Linked DNA regions of Homo sapiens: region 1 is linked to region 2. A link is an interaction called in ENCODE POLR2A ChIA-PET data of the cell type or tissue named here. Cell type or tissue: PC-9. All regions are shown on one strand. Links, peaks and the distances in the headings refer to the core of each region. The heading gives the core; the rest is flanking DNA. Region 1 holds the start of XKRX (XK related X-linked). Region 2 overlaps SRPX2 (sushi repeat containing protein X-linked 2).

Evidence for each region. ChIA-PET counts read pairs that join two places held together with the same protein. Peaks named below come from ENCODE experiments on the same cell type or tissue, not always from the same donor. Only the 100,000 strongest peaks of a DNase experiment are listed, where the experiment ranks them.
Region 1: POLR2A ChIA-PET joins it to region 2 with 9 read pairs; 1 of 35 experiments calls an interaction of 5 or more read pairs at or near these places.

The regions. Positions count from the first base shown.
Region 1 is chrX:100,924,083-100,932,413 of GRCh38, reverse strand. It overlaps XKRX (XK related X-linked), which reads left to right and starts at 3,497. Exons shown (of 3, transcript NM_212559.3): 1 at 3,497-4,444. The coding sequence starts at 4,110. RefSeq lists enhancers at 2,851-2,900, 4,094-5,293. In PC-9, for the core only: no CTCF peak of the experiment used is centred there; DNase peaks (open chromatin) are centred at 2,893, 3,443 and 5,733; H3K4me3 peaks cover 2,516 bases; H3K27ac peaks cover 494 bases.
Region 2 is chrX:100,644,970-100,653,300 of GRCh38, reverse strand. SRPX2 (sushi repeat containing protein X-linked 2) reads right to left here. Exons shown (of 11, transcript NM_014467.3): 2 at 6,897-7,108; 3 at 2,436-2,516. The coding sequence starts at 6,978. Among named protein-coding and RNA genes, the nearest start is that of SRPX2, 4.9 kb to the right of the region's middle. RefSeq lists a silencer at 3,155-3,449 and an enhancer at 5,815-6,109. In PC-9, for the core only: no CTCF peak of the experiment used is centred there; DNase peaks (open chromatin) are centred at 3,070, 3,660, 4,150 and 7,990; H3K4me3 peaks cover 4,746 bases; H3K27ac peaks cover 5,668 bases.

The DNA.
Region 1 (8,331 bases), core at 329-8,328, 280 kb before region 2:
TTCAGGAGGCAGCCTAGGTGTCACCTCAGATGACTAGTCTGTGGGAGATCAGTGCTTTTAATGGGACAGGGGTTCCTAGAGCCTCAGCAGCCTTATGACTGCCAACATTTCCAGCATCTTTAGTCCCAAGAAGAGTAAAGAGCTGGAATCTTGAGATGGCCTGAGAGAGCAAAGAGTGTTTGGACAGAAACAGCAAATTCTCAGTTAGCTACTCCCAGCAGGGCAAAGGAACGGGGAAATAAGAGACCAGAGGATTTAGTGACCTAAAGCGCCAGAGAATCCTAGGGCTGAAAATAGAGAAGTTGGTGGGTGAGGGTGATCAGATGACAGGAACTTTACAGGTCTATACCAGTCATGGGGGAGTCCAACAAAAGTACAGTAATAAGGGCTCTGCCCTCAAGGAGCCCGTGATAATTTAGTTGGGGAATAAAAATTAATATACTTGAAATAATTTTGGTGCTACACTCTGGTATAAACAAAAGAATGCTATAGAAATCCTTGAGAAGGGACAGATCATGTGGTCTGGGAACCTCTGTGAGCTGATGGCTGAATGAGACAGTGCTCATTCAGCCAGAGGAGTTTATGCCCCAGCTACAGTGGCCACAGCTTTTAGAGATGAGTGTGTCTGAGTCTTGCATGGTTTCAAGGAGGAAGTATGGGGGAGGAAGCGTCATCATCATCACCATTTGTCAATCACCATTGTCATCAACAAGTGCCACAATAAACAGTCATTGAGCATCCTTCCCTCACTAACTTTACATTTTTGGGGGGAGGCAGGACAAACACAGAAATAGTTGAAGGACTAGTATGAGAGAGCATGTGCCAGTAGCATGAAGAGAGAAAAATGAGGGTTGGGGAGGTGACAGAAGGCTTCTTGGAGGTGGGAGCACTTCGGCTGACCCTTGAAAGAAAGTTATGGTTTGGACTAATGGAGAAAAGGGTGAAGGGGGTTGTAAATCGCATCAACAAGGCAGAGGTGGGAGTGAGCAACGCAAATAGGAGAAGTGAGAAAACTGGCTGGCCTTGTGGAAGGAGTAGTGTGGGCAATAAAATCTGAGAGGGAAGTAGTGTGATGATTATATAGAGCCTTGAATGACAGACAGAAGGAGTCATTTTGGAACAAAGTAGGAAGGCATTGTAAATTTTTGTATTTGGGGAGAGACAAGGCCATGGAGAAGAAGGAGGAAAGGCTAAAAGGTAAACGTTGGGATTCTACATTCTTCTTCTTAGCTTTACTCTCCCATGTTTTTTTTTTTTTTTATTTTTAATTTTTATTTTTTTGAGATGGAGTTTCACTCTTGTCACCCAGGCTGGAGTGCAATGGTGCTATCTTGGCTCACTGCAACTTCTGCCTCCTGGGTTCAAGGGGTTGTCCTGCCTCAGCCTCCCGAGTAGCTGGGATTACAGGTGCCCACCACCACGCCCAGCTAATTTTTGAATTTTTAGTAGAGACAGGATTTCACCATGTTGGTCAGGCTGGTCTCAAACTCCTGATCTCAGGCCATTCACCCACCTTGGCCTCCCGAAATGCTGGGATTACAGGCATGAGCTACCGCGCCCGGCTGACTCTCTCATGTTTAGGGGGACCAACTCACCCTATCCCAGTGAAATGGGATTAATTGGTCACCTTGCCTGAGATTCACCTTGTGAACAGTTACCTAGAGCAGCCCCAAGAGGTTCTGCACCATATACTGGTGGTGGAGAACCTTGTCCCAGTTGGAATGTCCCAACTAATAAGAAAAAGAACACTCTCTGAAGTTGTTCTCAATAGTGTTGACCTCCTTCATGAAATGGAAAGGAGAAAGGAGCAGCCTCCTAGCCCAGCTGCTAGCATAGGTGCAGACCAAGATGCGGAGTCTGCTTCAGAAGGTGACAACCTTTAGATGTTGAATCTGTCCCTGAATCAGCCCTGGGGAAAGGAGGCAGCAATCATGGAAACCTTAAAAAAACAAAAAACAACATAATGACAGGACAACCTGGAGGCCATTATTTTGGTGGCTGCTACTTGGCCACTCCTCACATAGATTTGTTTTACTGACTTCCTGCAGCAAAAGGAGATTGGCACAGGCTCTGCTACATAATCATCATTATTATTATTATTATTATTATTATTATTATTATTATTAAGACGTAATCTTGCTCTGTTGCCCAGGCTGGAGTGCAGTGGCGTGATCTCAGCTCACTGCAACCTCTGCCGTCCGGGTTCAAGTTTTTCTCCTGCCTCAGCCTCCTGAGTAGCTGGGATTACAGTCACGCACCACCACGACCAGCTGATTTTTGTATTTTTAGTAGAGATGGGGTTTCACCACGTTGGCCAGGCTGGTTTCGAACTCCTGACCTCAAGTGATCTGCCTGCCTCAGCCTCCCAAAGTGCTGGGATTACAGGCGTGAACCACTGTGCCTGGCCTTCATCTATATTATTACCAGGAGGCAGATGTGTTCTCTTTTTCTCTGAGGTTTAGAATTATGCAAATGAAGATATGAAAACAAAAGCTCAGTGAGGTGGGGAGGATTACACTTAAGAATACAGGTAATTTTCAAAGCTCTTTAAGACACCCCTCTCAGTTTTTACTAACAGCTCTCTCTTGGCTCTTTGCCAGTCTGTTTAGAATTTGGCACCTCTTCATAACCTTTCAACCAAAGACCTGTAAGTTCATTCTAAAGCTCCTATCCTGGCCTCATTTTGCAAGTGGAGAAATCAAGGCATAAAATATGAGCTTTCAGTGTCTGTGGGCTGACCTTGAGTCTTGACCTTTATCCTGTTCTATCTTCCCTCCGCCGAAAACTCTGACCCTATTCCTCCCAGGTTCCCCCTTCATGATATTATCTGGAGGGCAATAGGACCTAGGGAGGTTCCACCCTGCGGCGGAGGGAGACACACCTGCCTAACAGCGTGGGTAGAGTGAGTGTTGAAGCAAGTCACTTAACTAGTTAGGGAGGGCGGGGTAGAAGTGGGGGCCTGCTGCTCCTAGGGAGGAGTAAAGCTGTGGCTCCTGCCTGGGTCTGGAGGTGGTGGTCAGAAGTGCTTCTGAAGAGCGGCCCAAGCCCCTTTTTGTCCCGCCACTCCACAACGAGCATCCCTCGGCTGGCCGCCTGCCCGGGAACTCTCCGGCTGGTTTTGTTTGGCCGCAGCCGTCCCGCCCATCTCGCCCGCCCCCGCCGTCCCGGTGCCTTAGTTTTTGAAGCTGCCGACCTCTCGCAGCTGGAATCGCAGACCAGGCAGGACCCTGGCAGCAGACGGCGTCCAAGAGTTTGGCGACCTCCGTCCAGCCAGGTTGGCGCCCCGCACATCGTGCCTCTCACTAGCAAAGTTTCTCCGAGGAGAAGCAGCCCCTCCAGCCTTTTCTTCATCCTGTAGAGCGAGCGCGCTCTGCTTCTGTCCCTCAACACTGCATTCGGAGACAGGGTGGTGACAATACTCCACTCCCGGGCCAGGCGGTCTTGGGGGCGGGGCTTGGGGGAATCCGAGGAGCTATCCTGAGAACCCTGGACTCGGCAAAGGTCCTGAGAGCGCGCAGGTGAGCGGGCCAGCTGATAGCTACAGCCTAGCAATAGCTAGGATACCTAGGCACTGAACTGAATCCCCTCTTCTGCCCTCCTTCTTCTGCGCCCGCTCTTCTGCCCTGGCTCAGCTCTCCGCTGACTTGAGAGGACACACTGGTCAGGACTCTTTGTGAGGAGCTGCTGAGTGTCGGTGCCCCCGACAGATCGGCTACACCCTGCCTGAGGGGCTGCGAAAGGAGCCGCCACGGAAGCCGCTGTTCTCATGACTCTTCACGTCCCTGGAGTTGGACTCTGGATGGGGCGCTGGGATGCTTGCTTTTGTCTTGTTCAAGTTTCACAGCAAGTATGTTGACGATTGGAATCGGGGCCAATCAAGAGTCAAGTTCAAAGTGGTACTCCTGGGCTTTCCATCCCAGACTCCAAGTCGAATCTGAGTCTAGAAGAGAGCGGTTTCTTGCTCTAACTAGTGAATCTCTGTTCCCAAACTGGACTTGACAGAGCTCTCCTCACCTATACTTGGACTGTAGCGGCCATAGGGTTCTCTTGGGGATGGGTGGGAGGGTGCTATGAACACAAGACCACAACATTCAGAAAGAACCTCGACAATGGACAGAGTTTATGAAATTCCTGAGGAGCCAAATGTGGATCCGGTTTCATCTCTGGAGGAAGATGTCATCCGTGGAGCCAACCCCCGATTTACTTTTCCATTTAGCATCCTTTTCTCCACCTTTTTGTACTGTGGGGAGGCTGCATCTGCTTTGTACATGGTTAGAATCTATCGAAAGAATAGTGAAACTTACTGGATGACATACACCTTTTCTTTCTTTATGTTTTCATCCATTATGGTCCAGTTGACCCTCATTTTTGTCCACAGAGATCTAGCCAAAGATAAACCGCTATCATTATTTATGCATCTAATCCTCTTGGGACCTGTTATCAGGTGAGCAACTTTTAAATCTTTTCCTTACCCCCCTAACCCCACCCCAGACTTGGGCAGAGAAAGATGAAAGATTTACAAGATGGATACTATGGCTCTAATCAATTCTCTCATTTCCTCCCACTCTCGGCTTCCCTGTCTACCATTCAGAAAACTTACCTGAAATCTTAAATGCCACCATGATGAACATGTGGTATGTACTTGTGTTCCAAAACAATGAACGATGCTATTTGGCCTGTGTAAACTAGAATGGGAACAACAAGACGTGATCACCCTGTGCATGAAGGCCATAGCTGCAGAGTGTGTAATTTTATTTAAAAAATTTTTTTTTTCTGAGACAAGGTCTTGCTCTGCCTCCCAGGCTACAGTGCAGTGGTGCGATCATGGCTCACTGCAGCCTTGATCTCCTGGGATCAAGCGAACCTCCCACCTCAGCCTCCAAGTAGCTGGGACCAAAGGAATGTGTCACCATGCCTGGTTAATTAAAAAAAAATTTTTATAGGCCGGGTGTGGTGGCTCATGCCTGTAATCCCAGCACTTTGGGAGGCTGAGGCGGGTGGATCACCTGAGGTCAGGAGTTCAAGACCAGCTGGCCAACATGGTGAAACCCCTGTCTCTACTAAAAATCAGCTGGGTGTGGTGGCGCATATCTGTAATCCCAGCTACTCTGGTGGCTGAGGCAGGAGAATCACTTGAACCCGGAAGGTAGAGGTTGCAGTGAGCCAAGATCGGTGCCACTGCACTCCAGCCTGGGCGATAGAGTGAGACTCCATCTCAAAAAAAAAAAAATTTTTTTTGTAGAGACGGGATCTCGTTATGTAGACTGGGCTCAAGTGATCTTCCTGCCTCAGCCTCCCAAAGTGAGCCACCGCGCCTGGTCTGAGTGTGTAATTTTGACTCTACCTTTTGGATGCTTTGTAAATTGGATAAAAGTTTCTTTACCCTGAGCTGCTTGGGCTGGTGCTACTGCCATTTTCAAATTTTCCAGAGTAATGTGACATCTGGAAACTATTTTAAACCATCTGTGGTAATCTGTACCCCAACCCAATATAGTTCAGTTCTCTGTCGGTTTATCAGTTTCCTATTTATCTCTTTGTATATTTCTGCAATAAAGATACGAAGTTGGGAGGGGGCAAAGGAAGGCAGTTCATCTCTCTATGTGGATGCAGTAGCACAATTTAATAGTATCAAGTATTTCCATTCAGATTGCCTTGAAGTGGAAAGAATGCACTTAATCCTAGCGAGATAGGCACCTGTGTCAACAGTCTCATCTGGATGCTATGGGGTTTTCAAGGTAGAGAGATGTTGCAAAACTTATGAGTTCAGGAGTAAGGAATGGACCAAGTTTGTCTTGATTGCAAGAGAGGCAGACAACTGCAGTCAGCCGAGGAATATGGGTCAGAGTGTTGCAATGGGAAGATACCTCATCATTAGACAACTAAAAAGTCTGTGAAACTAATTAAGGATGGAACTCACTCCTTTATAAAATTTCATATCTGTACACATGTATAATTTTTATTTGTCACTTATACCTCAATAAGGCCAAAAAAATTTTTTATCAATAAATTTTTAAGTGGGGAGGAATCGATTAGGCTCTATCAGAGAGAATATGGGATATCAATGGAAACAGTGGCCTGAAATTTGGAGTCTAGTCTTCCCCCTGTCATTGACTGGTTGTGTGTTCTTGGTAAAATCTCTGAAGATGGCTTCACAGGAAGGCATATAGAGTTCCCTCATCTGTAAAGCAAATGGGTTAGTCTAAATCATGGGTCTCAAACTCAAACACTTGCAGGGACCAGGCAGGTATCATAAATGAATGAAGCAGGCCTAGTATAAGAAAAAACAGTAGCCTTGTGTGAGATGATAAATGAAAACAAAGTCTCAGAGAAATACTGAGGAGTAGTGAGTACCATGGTAATCTGAAATCTTCATGACCTGCCTGAAGGAGGTAGCCCCTCTAGAGCCCTGGCGCATTGTTTCCATGTTGGAATTCAGACCCAGTATTGCCAGATCCACTAACTTTTCGGGAGATGCTCCCAAGACAGGATTTTTATATGAAATGTCATGATTTTAAATTTTCACAGCTGACTAAAACAATAACAACAACAACACAGGATGGACCAAACCATATCTGTTGGTCAGATATAACTCAGCTGGCCTATATGCATCTTTGGACTGGGTGATGTAAAGGTCCTTTACGGTTCTAAATCTTTGAAGTTAAGCTGTAAAAGGAAGACCTCATCTTGACCTTGAAACCAAGAAATTTAAAGTTGTGACTACAGGAGCAAATAAACCATTCATCCCTCCTTTTTCAAATACAATATATTGAGTTAACCAATCGAAAACTCTCAAGATACAAATTTCAGAAAGTACCCAGCTGCACCCTCCCCTCTTTTTGACTTCCTTTGTTTGCTTTGTGAACCCTCTGTGTAGAGTGTTGAGTACTGTTTTTCATTTTTGTTGTTTAGCTTCCACTAGAAATGATTGGGAAGCATTTATAACCTCAGGCAGCTTAGCCCACAGCAGAGAAAAGATAAAAACTCATAAATTATACTCTGGATTCGCTTATTTTCAAGGCCAATTACTTGTTAGATAGGTAGGAACTTGATTAGTGTTATCAGGCACATGAAGGTGCTTGTAGAGTCTGGGTGCCTTACATGAAATGCAAGCATACTTCCGAAATGAAAATGTACTCTAATTTATTGAAGCTTATAAATGGACAAACACCCTTACTTAAACCAGAAAATAGCCCTGAGAATAGAAACAGAACATTTATGTAAATGTAAACGGAACATTTCATGCCACCACCTTCTCCAATACTGTTCTCCAATTTAGCAATAGTACTGATGGGTTGGGGTTAAAATCTAAAATTTTTCATTGAAAATGCACTTATGCAGAACAAGAATAGGAAAAAAGTGTTGCTTTTTCTTCTCTGTTCTTTCTTTGCATCTTTTTCTTTCCCAGGTCTTAGAGTTTGTCCCTAGAAGGTGACAATTTCAAACTACATGCTTCAGAGTGGTACACATGCATCAGTCTTAGGGTGATCTATGGAGACTGGCAGCCAGCATATGTTCCAAATTTTCCTATCAGGAACTAAAGGCTAGAGAGCATATCAACCTCTGGGCTTGTCTTTGGTCTACTTTTCTGTTAAATTTCATTGCTGTTATTATTATCCTCTCCTCCCATAATTGCTTACCCTGTATTATTTTCTTCCTTCTTATTCTTTCATTTACTCAGCAAATATTTCTCAAATACCTACTAAGTGATAAGAGCTGTAAACAAGATAAATACAACCCTTGACCTCAGTCTCTTGGGCAAGACGTGTTAATGTCCACTACAAATGTTCTTACTAGTCATAAGTAGTCCACAGTTTTTATTCATTAAAGGTGAGTGGCGAAGTGGTAACTCAGGTGTTCCAGAACAAGATGTTCTAGTTGCTTCTCTTCCACTTACCACATCAGAACTGCTAAAGACTTCTGATTTGTATGGGGGAGGTGGGAGGGGCAGAGCAGGAAATGTCATCTTACCCTTATTCCAAGGATGATAGGCTTTCATAAGGATGTTTTTCTCTTCGTAAAGAAAGAATCCAGTTTAAAAGGCTTTTGTCCACAAACAGGACAAGAGGCACAAAAAGTAACTATTACAGTGATCTTTCGAGGGCCTAGTTATGTAGTTCATTCAGGTTTGAGTTGTCGTCTTTTAAGTACTTTTGTTGCTTTGATGGCTTCCTGTGTATATGAGATATTTTTTTTCCTCTGATCTGTCCCAAGACTTTTTGGCTGAGATATGGTTGTGAGCCCTTTCTTGAAAAAGCAGAATCTGGCCAGGCGCAGTGGCTCATGCCTGTAATCTCAGCACTTTGGGAAGCTGAGGTGGGTGGATCACCTGAG
Region 2 (8,331 bases), core at 92-8,091:
GGTAGTGTTATCAGAAGTAGGAAGGTCAGTAGGTAGAACATTTTTCAGGAGAGAGGAAATACTTTTGTTTTAGATATCTCCAAATGGAAGTGTGTAGCAGCAGTTGGAGATGTAGTCCACCAGCTCAGGAGACAGGTCAGGGTTGACCCAAGTTCAGATCCCAGTCTCATTCTCTCTATTGTCACCACCAGAGAGTCCACCTCCTTTCCCAGTTTCAGCTCTGACCAGAATTGTGAAATGCCATGGAGACCAAGGAAGGGGGATTAAGAAGAAAGGAAGGTGCTCACTGCTGCTGGAGAGACTGAGAGACAAGCTCAAGAAAGGGTCATGGGAATTGGTTCTCTCATGGGAGAGAACTTTTTTCTTCAAGAGATGTCATTTCAGGTTGTAGATTTGTGAGTGGGCGAGAAACAGACTGTAGAGAGTTTAGGAGTTAGTGGGTGCTGAGGAGAGAGGCAGTGGGTATGCACCATTTGGCAGGGAGAAGAACGTGCGTAGAAGGTAGCTACAAAGATGCTCAGAGGAGCTCAAAGCTCTGAGAATTTCTCAGTTGAAACTATTTTTCTTAAAGGTCACCATTTACCTCCTTCTTGCCAGATAACATCTTTCCTTTACCCTCAATTTGATTTCTTTGCAATATTTGACACAATTTATCTCTTACCCCTTCCTTTCCTTAAAACTCTCTTCTCCTGTGGCTTCTGTAATATGACAGGTACTGCCCAGATATCTTCCTACATGACTGACCACTAATTCTCTTTTTTTCCCCTTGCTGGTTCCTCTTCTCCTACTCATGTCTACAGATGTCTTCTAAAGCTCTGACCCTGGCCTTCTGCTCCCTCAGACAACCCATCTATCTAAGCTGATGACTCACACAACTTCATCCTTCCGCCGCCTGTAGGGCATCTTTACCAAACCAGTTTTCTTTTTTGACATTGTCTTTCTGAGAGGGGTCTTATTTCTTCCAGGTGTACAGACTGAGTGCTTTCAGACATCAGTTTGTTTCTTAGCCTCTTGGTACATCAAGTCTGTACTAAGTCTTGTCATCTCTTTCTTTGAAACATTTATGGGGTTCATCTGTACCCTCCATTTCTTTGCCACCACCATCAGTCATCTCTAGCCAACATTACTGTAGCTGGTTCCTGGAGAGTCTCCCTGACTCAGACTTAACCACTGAACCCCTATTTCTGCATAGAATAATCAGGTTAATGTTCTAAAATGACAATTTACTGTGTCATGCCTCTGTGCAAAAACATGTGATGGGCTCCCTATAGATCCTAGTACAACAGCTAAACTCTTCCACATGGCTTGCAAAGCAAAGAAACAAAGAATCAGAAATAGAAGGGATATTAGATACCACCTGGCCTAACTTCCCTTTTAATGCAGGAATTACTCACTATGCAGCATTCATCACAGATAATTTTCATGCTTCTCATTAGTATTGTCCCTAGATCATGGAGTCTTTCCTAATTTGGTCTCACTCTTTATATTTAACTTTTTTTTTTTTTTTTTTTTGAGACAGAGCCTTGCTTTGTCACCCAGGCTGGAGAGCAGTGGTGCCATCTCAGCTCTCGGCTCACTGCAACCTCCACCTCCCAGGTTCAAGTGATTCTCCTGCTTCAGCCACCTGAGTAGCTGGGATTATAGGCACATGCCACCATGCCTGGCTAATTTTTTGTAGTTTTGTTGGAGATGAGGTTTCACCATATTCGCCAGGCTGGTCTCGAACTCCTGACCTCAAGTGATCCACCTATCTCGGCCTCCCAAAATGCTGGGTTTACAAGCATGAGCCACTGCACTTGGCCTATATTTAACCTTCTTTGATACTACTCCCTCCATATTCCATTTCCTCCAATCAGGCTGGTTTCTTCTTAGCTCCCTCCTCTACCAGGTTTGTTCTTACTTCCGTATTTTTAGCCATCTGCTTTGCTGAATGCTCTCCCCTCCCCTTTCTGGTTCTCAAAATCCCACCTATCATTCTAAGCTTAGCCTAAATGTCATCTTTCATGACCCTTTTCCTGACTTCTTTTTCTTAAACCCTATTGCATTTACTGCTATGACATAGCTTCACACTTACTTGCCCTACATGTGCTAACTTTATACCCCCCCATCACCCCCAACAGAATATAAGCTACATGATGGGGACAAAACCCTATCTGAGACCTTGTATTACCCACAGGCTTACCTTGCACAGGATTAGGCATTGAGTAACTAGTCAATACTTAATGATTAATAATACATGGAGAACCTTCAGGCTGGAGAGGTGAGGTCACACAGTAAGTCAGTAACCAAGTTCATGATGAGAAATCACAGCCCCTGATTCCCTGTGCTACAGTTTTGACACATGTGAGCCAAGCCTGATGGGGATGCTTCAGGGAAGGGCCTAGGTCTGAGGCCAGAAAAGAGATTTTCTGGGCTTGAGAAGCAGGGTAGATTACCTCGGTAGTCCAGGGCAGGAGCCTGTGGGACCTCCTCTGCATATACTTCATTGTAGCTTTCATCCGGATAGTAGCCAGAACCTAGAATAAGGAAGACAATATCAAAATGGTGTCTTGATTTCTCACTCAATTCCTTCCCAACCTTCCCCCTCTCATCCAACTTTGTCACTTCCTTAGGACATGGCATTCCATGGGTGGGGAGCCAGGTGGATATTTAGTGGGGGAAATCCTGCATTGTAAGGCAGCAGAACTACTGTGGGTGAATCTCAGCACCTCAGTTGCATAGAGGGCAGGCTCATAGTTGTGGTGGCCAGTTACTGCGAGCACTGGAAGACTCCATCTAAAAGAAAAAAATTGAACCTGACCATACATCAATCCTGTCAATCTGGACTATAAATGACCCATTTCCTTGAAGCAACACATGAGTCTTGGTAAGACACTGGGGACTAATCTCTGAGAATGGACTGTGGTCCCTGATAGGAGGCAAAAACAGAACCTGTGTCTTCCCCCTAGTGACAGCCCTGCTTATGGTCCTCAAAAAAAAACAATTACTCAGGCTTCCACTAGCCCACAGGGCACAGGCCTTTTTGTCATCGGATTACCGGATTACCATTGCTGGGGGTGGCATGCCAAGGCCGAGAGGGATGACTTAAAAGGCAAGAGGAAATGAAAGCAGTTTTGTGAGCACTTTGCCCTGGTTTGGAGAACAGAGAAGGCAGAGTCCTTCGGATAAATTTCCTGTTTCTCTAATCAGAAGGAACTTTAACAGGGAGCTGCTGAGCTAGAGAACATTCCTAATCTATCTCCATCCAGTTAAGTGGCCCAGTCCCTAGTGGAGGCAGGTCTGCGGCTGTCTGGGAGACTAAACAGTATGTTCCACCAGACGGCAGGAAATCGGTCATGAATACGAACTAATTGGAAAACAACTTGGTCCTTTCCGGAGTGAAGTTTCCGGAAGCCCTCCTTCCAGCCTCCCTGAGCCCTAATGCATGCACAGGAATAGGGTAGCCAGCTGTTTTGGAGTCAAGAGACAATTCCCTATTTCCAGGAGAGGGTGTGCTTCCAGGACAGGGCTGGGTTTTAGTGCTGGAGCCCTTTGGCCTGTGTAAATACTCAGGCCACAAGCTCGCCTCCTCCTCTTGGGAAGAGGCACAGGGCCCCCTGCACTGAAGGGCGGAGCAGAGGGCCAGATGATGAAGCTCCTCCATTCCCCACAGGCCCAGACTAGGGGTGGGGGAGGTGAGGTATTGGGAAACCAGTCCAACTTGGTGAACAAGGGAATGAATCAATTGAAAGTTTGCCTTATGAAATCATGTCCTCGTTGGTTTGCCCTCATTCCAGAGGAAAGAGTTCATTTTTTCTTTTTCCCCTTTTTCTTTTTTTCTGTTTTCCCATTTCAGTTCTTCTTCTGGCTTCCGTTGATTTCTTCTCAGACCTCATCTCCCCTGCTCTCTTTTTTCCCATAATGGGAGGTTTCTTTGGTGGGTGCGGGGGAGTCGGGGGGCGGGTCATGGAATTTTTGTCAGCTGTTTCAGTTCAGTATTAGCCTCAAAGCTTTATAGGTCCTGTAAACAGGAGGCCAGATGTGGGTGATTCCCTAAAGTATTAGGTCTTCCTGCTCCGGTTACAGAGCCAGCTTTTGAAGACATGCTCAGCAGGGAGCAAAGGACTGTTTAACAGAAGAGAAAACAGGAGTGTCAGGAGTGTCAGAGCCCTGTGGCTTGGTAACAGTAACAACAACAAGAACAACTACGACAATGACTGCTAACATCTCTCAGCTCATATTCTGTGTTAAGCACATTACATATGTTAGTTCATTATGTCACCATAACATGTCAGCAGGGTAGGTACTACTAATGTGCTCCAATATAAAGCCGAAGAAACAGGCTTGAGGAACCAAGAGAACCAAGGTCTCCCAGCTAGTAAGCAGCAGAGTGGGCATTCCAGCCCAGGTCTGCTTGACCCCCTAGATACCAAACTCAGACACTCCACTGAAGATGGTGATTAGGGAAGAGCTTTTGATAATGTCCAACTGGGGTAAAAGTCCAAAATCTCTTTTGCAATCCAGCTTTTTTACTGTGTGTGTGGGATCGAAGGCCACCAAGCATTTTACATCATTCCAGAATTACAAGGGATGTAGGAAAACTGTGGGGAAGACTCAATAAGATAATTACAGTCTCCATCAGGGTGCGGAAGTAGCTGGACCAGTGCCAACTATGCTTTGTGTGGAGAAAGGGTTCAGACCATCTTGCCACTTTAAACCTTTCCATTTTCCCATTTCCCCTCTTTGCCTATCTTTGAGTTTTTTTTCTTTTTTGCAAATGGTGGAATACTAAGATGGGTATAAGAATGAAATTAAAGGGGAACATTTCCTACATTATTCTGTCTGCTTGTCCCTCTTCAGCCCTGGGGGAAGGACTTGGGGAGCATTCCTCAGTTCCTTTAGATCAATCAGTGCTTGGTTACTGTGTGGTCTGTTACTGGGTTCCTCCAACCTCCATAGTACAGTCAGGCCCTCTAAGCACTGCCCTTCACAAAAGTATAGTTAGACATGTAATTGATAGTTAAAAGACTATCTTAAGATTCATATTAATCCTTGGCTTATGATGACAAATACAGTCTGACTTTCTGGGCTGCACAGATATGCCAGAACACACTTTTAACCCATTCTTTGCTTTATTTATATTCTTAACTTTTCCCAGCCACTGCTGATTATTCCTGGACCCTTTTTCTGATTAGCCCTGGATCCACATTTGGCTGCTATTCTGTGCCATGCCCATTTGAAGACAAGGCTGTACAAGTAAACAAAACTGTCCTGGATGCATAAAGAGTCCTCAATAAATATTTGTTGAAGGAATGAATGAACAAAGGCATGAAGGCAAGCCCAACAGCTGAGCTAGCAGTGTAGGGGAAATGTCTCTCATCATGTGGCCTCCTAAGGATAGAAGAGGGAAGAATGAGTGGAATTGCAGGGCTGGCAGAGGCCTCACCAATCTGAGCTTCTCAGGAGTGGTGACTTGTGATTCACGTGGAAGTGGGGTGTTCCACCTTTGCAAATAGCCCTTTGAGAACCTCAACTGAATCTAACTTTTAAAAAACTGCTCTGTGCTCACGCCTCCAACAGCTCAGGCTTCTGTTTTGGGAAAGGTAAAGACCTTTGCATGCCATGAGGTTTCATACAGGTGTTCAGAATTGGGCTTCGAGCCATCTAATCTCCACTCCTTTAGTCCTGTGGTCTTTGGCTGGATTTTGGTCTCTGTAAATGAACTGAAGCAAGGGGAGGTTGGGGAGGACAGTTGCATATTTATCTCCTGGAGACTTGAGGCACCTTTAACCCCAAACAGGATATGCTCTGCCAAGGGCTTGACTTGAATTTTTTCATCTCAATGTCAGTCCTTGTGCTTCACCCCCTACAAAGCCAGGTTAAGCCAAAAAGGGGAAGAAGTTTGCATATTTGTTTGAAAGCTTGATGCAGCTGTTCCAGACAAACAGAGCTACTGCCAAAGGCCTCCACCAGGAGCTAAGGGCATGTGGAAAATTTTAGCTGCAGGGACTGTGGCTGTGATGGGAGCAGTTTGTTATTTACTCATCTCTGGATATTTTCCTAACCCCATTGGTTGGGTCTGTCTCCTTCCCCCACTACTCCCCACGGGCCCCTGTGAGGGCAGACACTGCAGGCCACAGAATATTCTTAGCACTTGGAATGCCAGCTGGGCCCCATATAAAACCTCTGTATGCCACTTCATTATCCTGCCCTCATCCCTTCCCCCTCCCCTTTCCCTCTTCTCACTGAGTTTGTTCTCTGGCTCTCTGGGTGAAGAGTGAAATATTCAGGAATCCAGAAATCTCCATCCCTTCTGAAGTAAAGAACAAATGAGAAGAAACTGGGAAATTCCTGATTAAAAGGATGTGATCTGTATTGCCACTAACAGCTTTGGCATAAAAGGGCTATAAAAAATCTCATTTTATAAATAAGATCAGAGAGGGTGGGAAGAAGTCTGATGGATTCTCATTTCACTTGAATAGATTGCCTGCCCCCCTTATTTTTTCCAAATGAGGTATGTGGTCTAAGTCCATTTTTGTGGTCTTGACAAGAGTATTTGACTCATAAAAGAATTAATATTAATAAAGATTTGACTCATAAAGGATTTCATGTTAGAAAATGGTTTTCAGGAAGCTAAGTGCACAAGCAGGTGAGACAATGGCCTCAAAGGTGATGTCCAACCTTCTCATGTTTGTACTAGTGTGGCCTATTTCACCTATTTCAAATAGCTCTTGTTAGGCTGCCTTAAAAGCCTCCCTTGGTAGTCTGTTGCCATGTTTAACCATCTTTATTGTCCTTTAATACTTCTCTGTATAGAAAATAAGTGTCTCTTTTTGTAGTCTAACTCTTCCTTCTCCAAGTCTTGGTCTAGGACCTATCCTTCCTGGAAATAATAGGCAACAGCTCCTAGAACTTACCTGCATACCATGTTGGTGTCACTGCCGGAGTTAGGAAGAACAGCAGAAAGAGAGCTCCTCTTTGAGTTAGCTGACTGGCCATCCTTGAAAGGGAGGATTATGGAGACAAGAAAAGATGTATATGGCCTGAAGTACCAGGGCAAAGGAAAGTGACTTTCAGAAGTCAGCCATCAATTAACTTCTAAAAGTGAGGGGAAGCAGAAATATGGGATCTGTGAGGAAGAAGAGAGATTTTATAATTAATGAATGCCTTTTATATTATCTCCCTCATAAGGATCTTTCATGTTATAGAATAACAAGACTCTGTTTGTTATTTATGGTCCCTTTTCCTCCCAGGAGGAGGAGGATGTAAAACAACCAATCTTCATCTGACTCTGGTGGGATCAGATGCAAATGCTTCATGGTCCAAGTTATAGAGAGGGACATTGAAGTACTGAGACCAGGAAAAGGCCAACATGAAGTTACACAGAACCAGGAGGGAACCTGGTGACCTAAAGGCTGCCATTAGGTTTCATTCATTCAACTAACATTTCCTAGCCACTAATCTGGGAAAGCGTTAGCATATGTGGTCTAAGAATTTGAACACTGAAGTTACACAGGTCTGGATGTGAATCCAATTCTGTCACCTATTAGCTATAGGGTCTTGGACAAATTTTTTAACTTCTCTAAGCCTCGGTTTCCTCATCTATAAAATGGGAATAATAATACTGTCTACCTCATGAATTGATTATTGTCTGTCATATAGGGAAGTAATTTATATATTAGACAATATTATTACCAACTTTGTATTGGACAGGACTGAATGTTTCCCTTCTCTAGTGTCCCAGGCAGTAACTGGACTCTGGCTCTGTTCTTAGCTTTGGGTTTTAAGGCTTGGTGGTTTGGTAGTGGCTTCTGGCTTTCAAGTCCAGCCTAACCCTCTAGTTTTACCTTGCTGAGCCAGCAGGAAGTCAGCGAGGTAGAGGAGGACCTGCTGAGGTACATGAGGAGAGGGTGAACAAGCTCCAATTGCCCTCTCACTTCCTCCCCTGTCCTCACCCTAATGGGACGAGAGTTTTGTGGTTCCCAGCGGGCAAATACTTTGTAAATGACAGTATTAAAACTTGCTGCCCATTGGTATAAATTGGCCACTGGGCATTTCAGCAAGCACCCATTCACTCACGGGCTTTCAATGAAATGCCATGCTCAGGGGAGGAGTCAGTCCTAGAAATAGAGAAACAAAAATGTGGTAGATTCTGGCCAGAGTCCCTAAGGGACATGCAAAGCCCAAGAAAGGGAAAAGTGTATTTTTTAGTTCATTGCTACTTGGCTTCAGATTTTGTCTAGAAAGTGACAGGGAAGCAGGACGGAGAAAAAGTGAGAGTAAACGAAGGAGGCAAGGGAAGTAGAAAGATGTGGGAAGGAAGGAAAGAAAATCTGACAGAGCTGAAGGAAA